Linked DNA regions of Mus musculus: regions 1 and 3 are each linked to region 2. The links are chromatin loops, found by intact Hi-C in ENCODE. Cell type or tissue: heart. All regions are shown on one strand.

The links. A loop is a pair of places that touch in the nucleus more often than their neighbours do. Peaks named below come from ENCODE experiments on the same cell type or tissue, not always from the same donor. Only the 100,000 strongest peaks of a DNase experiment are listed, where the experiment ranks them.
Region 1: a loop joins it to region 2, with 2.1 times the contacts of the local background. A loop is called at or near these places in 4 of 42 quality-filtered maps.
Region 3: it touches region 2 in a loop (2.3-fold over the local background); 5 of 42 quality-filtered maps call a loop at or near these places.

Annotation. Positions count from the first base shown.
Region 1 is chr13:35,904,023-35,909,022 of GRCm38, reverse strand. It overlaps Rpp40 (ribonuclease P 40 subunit), which reads left to right and starts at 2,676. Exons shown (of 8, transcript NM_145938.4): 1 at 2,676-2,819; 2 at 4,460-4,604. The coding sequence starts at 2,697. In heart, a CTCF peak has its summit at 1,942 (motif pointing left); a DNase peak (open chromatin) is centred at 2,942; H3K4me3 peaks cover 1,602 bases; H3K27ac peaks cover 1,209 bases.
Region 2 is chr13:35,738,918-35,743,917 of GRCm38, reverse strand. All of the region lies in intron 3 of Cdyl (chromodomain protein, Y chromosome-like), which reads right to left. Among named protein-coding and RNA genes, the nearest start is that of Cdyl, 82 kb to the right of the region's middle. In heart, a CTCF peak has its summit at 2,798 (motif pointing right); DNase peaks (open chromatin) are centred at 1,767, 2,537 and 3,087; H3K4me3 peaks cover 3,530 bases; H3K27ac peaks cover 3,057 bases; H3K27me3 peaks cover 565 bases.
Region 3 is chr13:35,500,748-35,505,747 of GRCm38, reverse strand. No RefSeq gene overlaps it. Among named protein-coding and RNA genes, the nearest start is that of Cdyl, 160 kb to the left of the region's middle. In heart, no CTCF peak of the experiment used is centred here; a DNase peak (open chromatin) is centred at 1,997.

The DNA.
Region 1 (5,000 bases), 170 kb before region 2:
TGCCTTTAGTTTTGATCTCAGCTCCTTTCTGTCTCATAGATTCTTAACTTTGGTCTCTTGATCATTACTCAGAGTTCTTGAATATTATGGTCCTTTTCAATATTTTCTTTATTGATAATTGGATGTATTATTTCCTCAACCTCGTCATACCCTTTGCTCTGCTTAATCAGGTCTATGGGTTAAACTTTACACTTTGATTCTTTACTTTTTTCATTTCCACAATTTCTATTTGTGTAATTTTTTTTTTGTCAAAATGTCAGTGTCTTTGAATAACCATTCTTCAGCCATAGAGTCTAAGAACTCTGAAGCTGCAACCGATGACCCGATGTCCACAGCTGCATCTCTCCAGCGGGTGATCAATACTTAAGAGAGATTGAAAACTACAAGACAAGCTCTCTGCTCACACACTCTGGTTTCTTTCTTCTTTTCCAACCCTCAGCTAGAACATTAGCACCATGGGAAATATGATCTGGGGAATCTCAGGAGAATGAGAGAACTTGAAGCAGAGACTGAAAAGCTAAGTGTGGTCAGCAGAGGCCCCTGATGAACATGGTGAAGTTAATAATGACAAGACAGCTATGGAGGACACATAACACTTGCTCAATACAGGCTCAAGACAAGAGTCTGCAAGTTCAATGATACCCTCTCCCAGCCTATGCCGAGTACCCCGGAAGAGGCTGCTTCAACATCTCATTGCTTTCCTTTCTCCCTTTCTTTCTACCCTTCTTCCCTTTTTCTTCTTAGCACACTCTTACTGCTTCCCCTTTGTTGCATTCCCTAAACACATTTTATTTCCTCGCATACATTTTCATACATTTCACACCTCATACAGATGTTTATCTTACATTATTTACATTCTCTATTATTCAGCACTTTTACTCTTTTCCCTTTTTAAAAAAATGGATGTTTTTATCTTTTACTTCTCTTATATTTATATAATTCATTATTTAAGATTTTCTATTATTGAGATTTCCCCCTTCTTTTAGTTTTTTTCCCCCCACTAAACCCTTTCTCTTTTCATGTCTCCATCCATGGCACACTTTCTCATCCCGCTTCTTTCTTTCATTTAGGCTTGCTTTCGTTTTCTTGCTATTTTCCCATTTACCCTACATAATCATTACATTCCTAGCATATTCTACATTAGTATTGTAAATTTCTGTTTCATGGTTATTAGTAATATATTGCTGAACCTCAGTAACTTTGGGTGTATTTCTATATCTTCCATTTTGTTACTGTCTCAGCAATGTGTTGTCTCCTTTATGAGTAACACCGGGGAATGAGTCTCGGAGAGTAGGGTGCTCAGTAAGAACAACAGCGAAAAACATCTCCAAATCAACACAGGTCAACACCACACACAGAAACAAAAGCATGAATGAAAAACACAGCAACAGGAGTCCTCCAAAAACAAAATCAATTATCCCAGAGTGGTGGTTCACATCTTAAATCCCAGCACTCAGGAGGCAGAGGCAGGTAGATCTCTTTGAGTTTGAGACCAGCCTGGTCTATATATTGAGTCTGAGGCCAGCCAGGATATATAATGAGACCCTGTCTCAAGACAAAATAACTTAACACCTGGATTCAATGATACTGAAATAGGTAAAATTCTGGGTGATTTCAGAAGTTTCCTAGTAAAAATACTTTAAGACCTCAAAAAAGATTGAAGCAAAAAGATTAATTCAATCTTCCCTAAGGAAGGACCTGGAAAGTCTGCTGTGCACACACGTGCACGTGCGCACGCATGTGTGTGCACACACAGAGAGTAAAATAGATGAGAAAAATCAACAATATGGCTTTTAAGAATTAGCTATGGGGGCTGGAGAAATGGATCATTGGTTAAGAGCACTGACTGCTCTTCCAGAGGTCCTGAGTTCAATTCCTAGCAACCACATGGTGGCTCACAACCATCCATAATAGAATCCAATGCCCTCTTCTGGTGTGTCTGAAGATAGCAACAGTGTACATGGAAGTACAATTCAGCAAAGAAACTGAGATTTGGAGTAAAATCACAAAATAGTAATGTTGGAAATGAAAAAAATAAATTAAATAATTAAAAACAAAGCAAAGAAGTTCTGTTGGAAGTAAAAATGCAGAAATGTCATATTATATTCCTCTGTAATTTCCTATACTTTTTGGGAAGGATCAGTGGGAACTTAGGGGCCTGCGGGTGGGTGAGCATTAGGAACGAGACCATATGAGGAGTCAGGAAAACAGTGCTGCAAAGCAGATGTATTTCCTGACTATACTAGGCTTTTCCTCTGTCCTATCTTCCTCCTTTTTATAAGGTGTCAGGGTCCAGTCCTTCTCTGAGTCCTGTCCAGGTATATGCACTGTTCCTCCACGGAGAAACTGTGGGATAGAATGGATGTGCCAGGTTTTTTCTTTCTTTCTTTCTTTCTTTTTTAAGATGCGGATGGTTGTGAGCCAACATGTGGTTGCTGGGATTTGAACTCAGGACTTTTGGAAGAGCAGTCAATGCTCTTACCCGCTGAGCCATCTCACCAGCCCCATGCCAGGTTCTTGAGAACCTTCAGACCCAGTGCCTGCAGGAACTGACAGACAGGGAAAGAAAGAAGGGTTAGGGCGTGGTGGAGGGAGGGGTGTAGTCAGAAAGGGGCGAATGGTGGGGTGAGGGGCGGGCCGAGGGGCGGGCCGGGAGGCGGGCCAAGAGGCGGTGCTCGCCTGGACTCCTGCTTAACATGGCCACGCTGCGCAGGCTGCAAGAGGCGCCTCGGCACTTACTGGTCTGTGAGAAATCCAACTTCGGCCACGATAAGTCTCGCCATAAGCATCTCGTGGAGACGCACTATCATAATTACAGGGTGAGTCAGGTCCACCCGGCCCTCTTAGGCTGGAGAGCTTTAAGGTAGAACCACGCCGGGTTTCACCCGGCCAGACCTCCTCGGCTTGCGAGGGTGGGCGGAGATCGTCCTCGGGCATGCTGGGAACTATAGTCTCTTCAAGTTTCTTAACTGCTTTTCTTGGCGCTGTGTAGGACTACAATTCCCAGCATGCGCCAAACACAGGGCGGTGCTCGGTCCTATGAGGAACAGCAGAGTTTTTGTGAGTTTGGCGTGGTTACTGCGGTGTTCAGGATTAAATCCTCTCGGTGTTGGGTCGAGCAGGCAGTGGAGGAGTTAGGAATGTAACCTGCACGGTCGGAGTGTGACCTGTACAACATGTAGCCGAATTACACCCTAAGTTTGGGCAGATCTCTGTGGATCAGCTTGTGACTCTTTCCAAAGCATCACGCGGTTTGACAAACGAGGAACTCCAAATAAACTTACCTTACGATGATAAGGGTTTAAGCATTTTACATCTTAAATATTGGCCTGATGGATTTCTCAGATAGATTAGCTGGCGTCCTTGTCCCTCAAGGCTGGTTGTTGGGGCTTTGCGAAACGGACTTTAGATGTTCACTTGGGGATCATTTGAAATCCGCGCGGATTTTGCATCTCTTCGGTTGAAAGGCCATCCCTGCGGTCAGGGATGTATCGCTTATCTCAACTGGTCTCACCTAGGTTTGTCTAGGAAATGGAAGCTTCCAGGAGCACTTTTGCTTCTATGTAGCTTCTTACTAATTAAATGTCCCTAAATCCCAGGAGGAGTTCCTTTGATTTCATGACTCCAGAATAAGCAAATCAAGGCATGTTGAATTATATATACTCTATTTCCTTGACTATAAAGTGTGAAAGACATAACATATATTGCTTGTATGCAAAAATAAGATTCAAGTAAGACTTCCATTGCAATGTCATGCCTCACATTGAAATGCAGAAAGGAAAAACTTGAGTAGTCAGATATCTGTTTACTTGAAATTAATAGAATTGTTGCCTAGTAGGTTGATGGTGATGCACACCTTTAAACCCAGGCAGAGGTGGGTAAATCTCTGAGTGCAAGGCTAACCTGATAAACAGAGCAAGTTCCAGGACAGCCAGGGCTACATGGAGAAACCCTGTCTCAGGGGTAGGTGGTGGTGGCTGTGTGTGTGTGTGTATGTGTGTGTGTGTGTGTGTGTGTGTGTGTGTTTTACTAAGGGTTTTACTGCTGTGAACAGACACTCCAACAGTGACCAGGGCAACTCTTATAAGGACAACAAGGTGGGAGCATGGCAGCGTCCAGGCAGGCATGGTGTAGGGGGAGCTGAGAGTTCTACATCTTCATCTGAAGGACACTAGAAGAAGACTGGCTTCCAGGGAGCTAGATGAGGTCTCAAAGCCCACGCCCACAGTGACATACTTCCTCCAACAAAGTCACACCTACTCCACCAAGGCCATCCCTCCTAATAGCACTCCCTGGACCAAGCATCTTCAAACCATCACATTGCCCATGTTTGCGTGTCCCTTCTATGTCCCAGTAAAACCTGTGAAGGAGTAACTAGCACCTTTGACATTCCATTTCCAAAAGCATGGTGTTAATCTTCATAAAATATAACTTCGTTTGTTCTTCTACATTCTAATAGGTTTCATTTCTTATTCCTGAATGTGGGCTTCTATCAAAAGAGCTAAAAAGCCTGGTCATGGACATTGGACCCTATTACTCTGTGAAGAACTTACCTCTTCATGAATTAATTACACACGAGTTCATCAACACCTTTGTAAAGAAAGGTAAGAAGAAACACTGTCTCATATGAACAAGACAAGATGAAGAGCTATCGGAAGATCGCAGCAAAATATTGGGGTCCTTCCCTTGTCTTTAAAAGGGCCCATGGAAGTTAGATCATGTGATCAGCTGCGTGTATCACTTCTCCACCCGGCCATATTGTCGTTTTCTTTCCTGTGTCCTCTTTAGGTGGCAGCTAAATATCTTACCAAATTTAATTAGCCCTTGCAATAACTCAGGGAAGTAGGTGGAATCCCTTTAGATGAAGGTTAAGTAGCTTTTGAATATTAACTTTCTCAAATAGTTTCTGAATATTAACTTTGATCCTTGCATCAGTGTTTTGTCCTCTTGCCTCTTTAATGTGCACCTTTCTGCTAGGATCCCCAAGATTACAGGTTCTG
Region 2 (5,000 bases):
AACTTCAACATCAGCTTTTCTGTTGTCTTTTTTACTTTTTCCAGAGAGGGGTTTTGTTGTTTTGTTTGTTTGTTTGTTTGTTTGTTTTGCAGTCTTGGCTATCCTAGAACAGGCTCTGTAGACCAGGTTGACCCCAAACTCACAACACTGCTTCCCAAGTGCTGTGCCACCACCCCTTAAACATCAACTTTTAGTTGTAATACAGTCCCGATGTTTCCATCAAGTAAAGAAGTTAGAAGGAAGCTTAAAAGATACCAACCAGAACACACCTACAATGGCTTTCATCACTTTAGTCGTATCTTCATGTTATCTTTTCCCTCAAAACAAACTAAGGAAAGACCCAGACTGGAAACTGCCATGGCCCAGGTACACCACTTACTTGCACTGTAGCTATCTGTTCCCCAAGAGCTGCTTCTTGAGAGCACTGCCCATGACATGCCTCTACCTCTAAGCCTCCATACCACAGACATTCAAAATCACCCTGAATGAACACAAACTTGGTATAAGATGTTATTTATCTCTAAGTGACCTCTGTCAGAAAAAATGGTGAGTAGAAAACAGGAAGCTATAGAATAAACAGAAAGTAACTTTACTAATTCCTAACACAATCAGTGTGTGTCATCTTTACCCACGGAGGATACAACTTATGTATAATGTGCACCTCTCCCCCAGATACCAAATGGGAACCATATTTAGAATCCCCCAAGAAGCTCAACAGTGAACACACAAGAGTCAGCCACCAAAGAATGATCTAATGTGACAAGTAAATCCCCACCTTGATCACACTCAGTACTTTCTGTACTTTCCACGACTTGGTGAGTAAGACATCTTTTCTACATCCTAGCCTCTACTGTGCTGGCACCCATCAAGACACTTCCATTCCTGGAAGCCAAGCTTCTCGGGAGAGTGGAGTTTTCTCTTCATATCCCCCAGTGACCTAAGAGAGCATCTTGAATACAGTAGGGCACTGCTAATGTGTAAAATGGTTGAAAGGGGGAGACAATTTTCAATGATAGGTACAGTAGACTGAAGCTCAAATAAAGGGCAAGCAACAGCCTTCCCCTTGGTCTATAGAAGGTAGCCTCCTTCGAAGGACTTTTGTAAACCTTTGGTTTTTTTTCAAAGCAACCAAAACTCATCAAAAAGTTGCTACAAGCCTCATTGTTGTCAGCAAAGCTTCAGTCTATGCCGAAAGCAGCTATACACACTGAAGGCGGTACCCCCTTGGAAGGATCACACAAGGCTGCAGTTACAGATGCCCATTTCAATCCCTAAACAGCCAAGTTCCTAAAGGCATCCTAAAGGTGAGTCTGGATAGAATCTGGAGAGTTTTAAGCCTCTTAAAAAGATGAATGTACAAATATGTGAAACCAACAACGTATTCCAAAGGCACAGCTTTTACCCTTCTGTACTCCCAGGAAGTCTACTTTGAAATACGTCAAGGAGTTATGTGGAGACATTCAGAATACGTGAAAGATCCAGACCGATAACTCTCAAACTTGAAGTTAAAGCTGGCAGACCCATCACCCATAACTCATCGCCTCGACTCTTAGAACCCTTTCCTACTCGCAAGGCTGCGACGACAGCGCATCAGCGTTTAAGTTCAATTTCCTGGCTCCGGCCACAATGCTAACCTAATTAAAGCATGTGGTCAACGCTCAGCATTTTCGGTGCGAAATTTTGCATCTCTCTGGCTAGTACCCGAGTGGAGACAGCCGCACGGGCCCCCCGTGAGGCGACACCCTGTCCACCCGGCTCGACCAAACGGGCAGGAAAAGCACCCCCGCGCCGCCCACGGACCCTGCCGCGCTCAGGCACGGGCTCCCCTCGCCAGCAGCACTTTGGGCTGAGTCTGAGCAAGTCGCTCGTGTCAGCGCCACTTCCCCCCGCCCGGCCCGGCAACTCCGGCGCCCCCGCCCGTCGGCCCCTCCGGCCGCCGCTCGCTCCGGGGGCTGGCGCACGCTTCCCGTCCAGCAAACCGGGCACGGAGGCCCGCGGGCCGGGGGCGCCGCCGGGGGGAGGGGAGTACCTCGTACAGCTCCTCGGAGGCCATGGTGGGCGGCGCAGGGGCGCGGCGGGGTCGGGGCGCGGCACCCGGCGGCAGACACTTTGTTCCAGTTGGGTCCCTGCGTGGCCTGCGCTTCCTGCTCCGCGGCCGGCGCCGGGCGCAGTGCACGGACCAGCCTCTCGCTCCGGGCGGCCGGTGCGGGCCGGCGGCAGCGGGGTTGTGCGCAGGAGCAGCTGCGCAACGCGCCCTGGGCGCCCGCGCTCAGTGCCCGGCGGGCCGGCTGAGGCTCAGGCGCGGGTTCATCGCGCCCGCCAGGGGCCGGACGGGCTGGGGCGGGCGCGGCGGCGGTGCGGGCGCTGCGGGCTGTGCGGCGGGATCCGTGGCTCCCGGTCTCCGGTGTAGTGCAAAAAGCTTCCTACTTGCGACCGAAAAACCTGCCCCGGCTACTGAGCATGCCCAGTGCTGCCGCCCGGCCCGGCGGAGCAACGCTCCCGCGCTCCGGGTTTTCGGGCCGCCCTCGCGGGAGGGGTGGGAGGCGGCGGGGCGGGGCGGCCAAGGGGAGTACGGACTCCGTTCCGGGCCTGGGCGCCAGCGGCGGGCTGCAGGGAGCAAGCCGGCAGGAAGGGGAGGAGTCGGGTGGGGTGGGCGGGGCCGCACATTGTGGTGGGCGGGGCCAGTTGGGGTGGGCGGGGCTCCGAGTTGCCCAAGTCCCGCTCCCCGGGGTCTGTGTGGCCACGGCACCGCCCACCGGCCCTGCCTGGACGTGGGCGCTAGTTGCCCAGCAGAGGGCGGGACCGGGCGGTGCTTGAGGGTCGCGGAGAACGGTGACTGTGCCCGCTGGGGCAGGTAAACCGATCCGAAGTTGAGTAAGGGACCTGGCGGGACGGTGGGCACGCGTCTGAAGTCGCGACCCGACGGCAGCAGCGGTTCTGTTAGCGCCTGTGACCGGGATAGCGCAGCAGATGCCTCCGTGCTCCCGCAGCGGCCGCCGGCCGGGGACAGCGCCAGCCATCTAGGGGCCAGCGGCGTGGCCAGGTGGAGTCTCCCGCCCTGCCACGTGCCCGCCGCCCCGGCGGCCGCAGCCAAGACCCGGAGCCGGGACCGCGCGCCCCGCCGCGTGTCGCCAGCTGGGCCTCCTACCGGGGTGGGATCTGGGCACCGGGGAGGGCGGCGCGAGGGCGCGGCCGTCTCACTCTGCCCGCAGCTTCCCTCCGCCAGGCCTCGGGTTCCTCCTAAGTGTCCACCTCCTCTTAAGGGGAGCGGAGAGGAGTGTACCGAATGTGGACTCCGGGAGGTCTACTTTCTAAAGAAACGAAGCTGTCAATGGTGACGCTCCATGTGGGGACCGGGTAGACAACACTCCCTCTCAGTCAGCTGCAACGGGCTGGCCTTTCCTTATGTTATAGGTGGGATGGGTAGAGCGGGTCCTATCAGAACAACTCATCTGCCAGGAAACTGGACGATAGGGAAAGAGGCTATGGACCTAGCTTCCTCCAAACAGCAAGCAACACAATGAATGGGACGTCCCCTCGGGGCACTACCAATACTTTCTCCCCTTAAGTCGTACTGGAAGTCCGCATCACTTCCCATTGCCTCCAAAGCTTCCTCTCCGACACCCAGTCCCAGTCCTCAGAACTCTATCCTAACCGACCTCCCAGACATCGGGCTCCTCATAACAGTTTTCTTCTTTAAACCCAACTAGTTTATGTAGAACAGCATTCTAAAAGCCACTGACGTCCAGTTCCCTGCCTTTTCCCATACCCAGGTGTCTGACAGTACAAATGCCAAGTCTTCGGGTAGGTGCTGGTGGTTGTGACTCCTATGCCTGCAAAGCCCTCTTGAACCTTAAAACTACTACCACCAACACCTCGAAAGCCTGGTCTTCCATACGTCTCTCCGGGGACTCCCCCAAAGCACTCGATGCGTGAGTGCTCCATTGCAGCGCTATCTCAGTATATTTTAGTGTTTATCCGTTCTTCATCTTCACATTTGAATTTCCTATCCCAAACACCACCCTCTGCATATGACATAAGTTGATATTTAATGAGCTGGAATTTCAGTGGCCAAAGAAAGCATAATCAGATTCCTAAACAAGAACCACAAGTTAAGGAGGCCTACTCATCAACAACTTAAGGTACCTCAAGCTCCGCCTTTCACAGGTGGCTCAGCCAATGCCGTGCCACCTCCAACAGGCCTCCTTCCCACTTAAGCGTTTCTTTGTTTGCTACACTGGAGGATCGCCTCATGTCCTATTATACTAATTCATCTACATAATCGTTAAACTCCTCGAAGCTAAGAATTAGGACTTTATACAAAGGAATCTCAAAGTCGTTTGTGTGTCAAGTGCTCAAGCGATGAGCAAACATACCAGGAAATTGAAGAAAAAACAGGGATCCTCAAAAGACAATGCGCATATAACGTCTCACATTCAAACTCAGGTCCAAGAGTGGACACCAAAATAAGTAAAAACATCTCTACTCTTCACACTAATCTCTAAAGAGCCTTCAATCCTATCCTACCTCCAAAAGAGGATGGAGAGACACAGCAACCATTTTCAGTCGACGAGCTAGTATACAAAGTAAAGTAGTTCATCGCCGTGGTGGAAAAAAACCAGACTGGGGGGTGGGGAGGATAAAAACCTGAGAAGAGTAACCCAGAAAAGTTCAATTTGACAACATCGAAGATCTAAATTATGACTACCCACATTTGGAGGTGTAACTCCCGGTAGACTCCACCAAAGCAGGAGCAAGCCAGTCTCATAAACTCAGAACCAACTGCCTCTCCTCCAATGAATTAGGTGGCTTCCACTAGAGATGGAAAATCTGACCACATTTTCAGCTATTCATTTAACCCCTTCTTCCCTGGCTTCCTCGTTTCCCTCCATTTACAACAACCACTGGATTATTAAATGCTACTCTGCAAATTGAGGATAAGTTGAACTTATCTTACTTTCAAATGCCGCCTTCCTCCTTCACTTTTTAATATAAACGTT
Region 3 (5,000 bases), 240 kb after region 2:
GGAGGTCAGCATACATAGAACCTAGAAATGTCCCCCAGCAAAACCTCCTGGATACTAAGGAAGTTCTCTGGATGGCCTTGTCAGAAAGCCACCACCTCCTCAACCCTTCCCTTCTCCCATTGAACTTCTCAGCAGGTATATCTGGAGAACAGAGCTTTTCAGAGACCTGCATGTGGGCACTGGAAAAAGAGAAGCTCTACAAGGTCACTGCAGAAGTCAGAATAGGTCTGACACATGGCAAGACTTTGGATCAGGGCAATTTGTGGTCTACTTCCTGGTGTGTGGCTCTAAACAGCAAGTCCTACTAGTTTCTACAGGGCTTCAGTCTTGCAGTGACTTCTGGAGGGCACTGAATATCAAGGGCATCTCCTAGACACTGGGCCAAGAGCAGGCTTTCATCTAGGCTCTCTTAGGGGATTTTCTTTCCTTGTTGAAAAAATTTATAGGATGTGGCATTGGTCAGGCCCATGGAATCAGCCACGGATGGATGACTTCCTCTGAGACTCTGGCAAGAGTAGACCAAGGCCTTTCAACACTAGCCTGAGGAGTCTTATGAATCTGGTTGCCCTTTTGGCTAAAGTGGGGAGGAAAGGAGTCAACTCAGAATTAAGAGCTGTGGTTTCAATTCTGAGGAAGGCACAGTTAGGTAAAAAGACAGTCTAGCCTTTAAATCTGTCTGTGAGGTTCGTCCTCTTACATTTTGGACAGGTGCTATGAGTTGAATTTCCATTTCTGGTCTCCTTTTTACGAAGGGTTTACATGCTTGCAGCCAAGTGTTATTAGATGGTATTAGATATTTGCTTTATGTGTGTTTGTGTGCAGGTGTCCACAGAGGTTGTGAGCAGTCCTTGGATTCCAGGGAGCTGGGGTTAAGGTAATCTGAGCTACCTGGTGTGAATACTGGGAACCTTTGGAACAGCACCAAAGGACTCTTAGCCACTGAGCCATTGCTCTAGATCCTATCACTGTCTTATAAATGCAATTCGGGATAGCTATTTTCTAAGAGAAAATTTCCAACCGGTAAAACCAAGATTTAATTTAGAAAATATGTGTTTCTATTTGAAGGAGTTTTTAAAATTATTAGTTTAATGGCCCTTGAATTCTAATCCTTCTTGTGATTGTCACACCATGAATATTGTGGCTTCTGTATTTGGTATTCTGTTTAAACATTTCTTTCAAATATATATATTGGTGTGTTCTTCATGGACATTTGAGGTCAGAGAACAGCTTTTGGAAGTCAGTTCTTTCTTTCCATCATGTATGTCCTAGGGAGCAAACTCAGGTCGTCAGGCTTGGTAGCAAGCATCTTTACACTTTGCGACATGTCTTTGACCCTTACATTTTCTTGAAAAAGTTAATTGTAGCATTTATGTTCATAACATAGAGCTTACTGCCTACCTCCAACGTGGCTTTGTCTTATAGAACCAGGCTCTTGTCCCATTCATTCCTAACTCTCCCTGTCCCTCTTTCCCAGTGTCCCTCCTCTCCAGTGTCCTTCCTCCACAGTGTCCCTTCTTCCCATTGGCAGCAGTCCCCATTTTACATTCTGCCTCTGGGAATTTGACTTAATCTAGATACCTCGTGTAAGTGGATCATAACCATATTTGTTGTTCTGTGACTGGCTCATTTCACTTAGCATAATATCCTCGTGTGTTTGGTGCTTTGGTTTTTAAAATACCATTTCCTCCTAACACCCGTGGGCTAACTCATTTACACTCTACAAAGGTCACCAGTGGAATTTTAACAACACCCCCTAAGTCTGGAAATAAATGTTAAAGATGAACATGTGTCTGGAAAACGCCACGTTGCTCACAGCAGAGTGGAACATCTCAGGGGTGAAAAAGCTAACCCACTGCAGCCTCCATGGTGAAGAAGGGGGTCCTGTCAAGTGGCACCAGCTGGGAACCTCTTGCATAGTAGGGCATAAAGCCATAGGCATGAAGCCAAGGGCAGGGGACGCTCTGCAGATGTGCCCTGCTCACACTGGTGCCAGCGGTCATGCTGCCCTACCGGGGCTGGGCCAACAGCTGCTGGTGGAGGAGTGAGGCTGGCAGCGGCTCTGGAGGGAGGCATGTGCCGGCTCGGCGCCAGAGCTGAAGAGCAGTGGGCAGCTGCTGGGAATCGAAGACTGGACGAGAACAGAGGGTACCATAACACCCCAGACTCCCTGGCATACCTCCTCAAAGCAATGTTACCGCTGCCGTTGTATTTCCGGCTCCCCAAATTCTGCGAACACTGAGTCTCTCTCCTCTTTCTCTGTCTTCAGGGCCCACGCCAGGCTGCTACTCAGCCTTGTCACACAAATGATTGAACAAAGTGAGGGTGGGGGCTGGGCTGGGGCTGGCTGGGGACAGTTTTTACGAGCTCCCGGGGGAGGGGGGCGGCTGTTCATTTATCCCAGCAGCAAGGCAAATACTCTAAAACCCGTGACCCCACCCTTTTCAAAGAAATGTAATTTGCTCTTGTCAATAACATGGATTTCCCACCTCAAAAGAGCCAACATTTTCTCGTTATTTATCAAATCTTTTACACTCTGATGACTAATGAAAAACTCTCTGGCAATTTGTTACTGTGTTGGCATTGTTTACCATCAGAAATGACACTAGAACACAGGGGCACTCCGTTACAATTGCATTCAAAGTTTACTCTCTCCCCAGGGAGCATATACCCCCACATATCCATAGGGGCTGATAACCATTATGAATACAGCCTTTATGAATAATCTACGAGGCACTCAGCACCTCAAAACACCACATTGCAATTCATCAGCTCATTTTGGCATCATGAGAGTGTTTGTGATGTCACCTCAGTTGAAAAGAACGAGACTTAAAGCAGGGAAACATCTTTACTAAGGCCATATAGCAAGTCAATTGCAGTGTAAGTATAGGTCACCATAGCCTTCAGCCAGAGCTCCTTCCTCTGAACTGTGTTTGTGAAGAACATGTTAGAATCAGGGAAAACATGTGAGACACCACACACACACACACACACACACACACACACACACACCACATACATGTTGTTGTTTTTTTTTTTTTTCCTGCTGGGCTGTGTTTCTCCTGTCTGCAGCCCAGGCAATCTTGAAATGTGCAATAGGTACTTCCTTGGAAATCAATAGGGTCATTTTATCCGGCCACATCATATAAAATTGGCATTTACAAATTAAGATATTCAATTATCAACAACTCGATATATTTCTAACTAATTGCTCTCCCTGGCTTCATGCTGGGCGTCGTTCCCACATAGCTGCAAACTGGCCTTTTCTTTGGTTTAATTTGGCTGGTTTCTCCACTTTCAATTTTGCTGCCCCTTGGTCTGAATCTGCCAGTGACCTCAGATCATTGTTTTACCAACCTCCATAACTAATTGAGCCAATTGCAGAGGCAGCTGGCCAAACTTCGCAATTAACCCCAAATCCAGTCACTCAGGGTGATACAAATATGACTCACAGATGGGTAGTTTACAAGAATTCTCAACAGGTCTAGCCTGTTCCTGATTCGGCAGGAAAGGAATTCTCTTAGTATTCTGCTGTTTGTCTGACCTGAATAGTGTGTGCTGGGTCGTGGGACACTTCTGAAATTGTTACAGGGGGGTCTTAGGAACTTAGGAGGGTGTCTTGGCTGAATGCTAGGTGGGCTAGCCAAGTGGCCAAAGACATATTTATTAGCGTCATTCATTTTTACCATCCGGCGGAAGCTCGTGTCTTGTTCCACTCGCCTGACTCCCACCATCTGGAGTGAAGTCAGGATATGCTCACCAGAAAGCAGGGATGGACAAGCTCCAAGTGGGGGCTGCCTGGCAGAAGGGCTGGAGGCTGCCTGGCAGAAGGGCCTCGGCCACCACTGCAAGATGTCAGAGCTGCCTGCTTCCTGCATACGGTTTGAGAAATGAGAACAGTGCTCTCTTTCTGTGTTTTCGGGTTACATGATATTTTTGTGAACCACTTGATGTAGGGCTTGAGAATAAATCAAGCTGGGAGCCCTCTGGTACTGCTGACTTGGAGAATGCCCTGAAGGTGTGTCTCAATGATCTTTCTCTGACACTGAGCGCTTTGTTTTCATTTTGCACTCTAAGCAGAGAGAAACCACAGAAGGCCAGGGCAAGAAACCTAGCATCTCTTAGAAAGATAGCAGAACCCCGGACTAATGCTGCAAAGAACATTATAGGAGTAGCTGGCCAGGGTTCTGGTGAGAATTTTGGAAAGCATGTGGGAGGGATGTAAAATATTCCTGAAATCAGTGAGACGACAGCAGCAGGATGTGAGCCCTGTGGAAAAAAAGAGAAAATCCAACCCTGAGTTGTGGTCTTTGTTGATTTCCATGGAGTAAAAATAATCCCATTGTGGCCAATTTTGAAGTGGCTTAATTTAACAACTGGCTTGCAAAATTTCTGGGTGTTTGATAATCTCTGCAGAGCTTGTGTGAGCTGATTCCTAAGTGTACTCTCTTAGGGGCTCCAACATTAAAACGGGGCAAATGTGCTACACACTTTAAAATATAAGGATCTGGGCCAGAAGCAAGTATCCCAGGGAGACCCAGGCCCCATCCTCTCCTCTCTCAACCCATCACTGCCTGGCTCCCTCAGGCCCAAGATCAAAGTCCAGATACCCTGACTAGAAACACTGTGCTCCCAGTCAGTGCTCGGCAAACTCCCAGAGCCTGTGTCTTTTCTGGAAACGGTCTCCAGCCTCACCACTGCAAACATCACAGTGCCTGCCATGAAAGCCGGTTCCCGCTACAGCCTAGCAGGCAGAGCCACTAGAGGACCAGACTGCTGCTCTCCTGGAGGGAGGGAAAATGCTGAGGGTGGGTGTTGATCCATCACTGTGCACAAGACAGTTTTACATCCCAGAGTGGGCCCAAGCATAGTTTAAAACAGATGTCCACCAGAGTAGAAACTCAATCCACCATTTAGGAAGGTAGAAGACAGCCTGTAATTGGGTAGGTTTATAGGACTATGGGATGGGTTTATTCCATGAGAAATTTCTGTGATTGCAACTG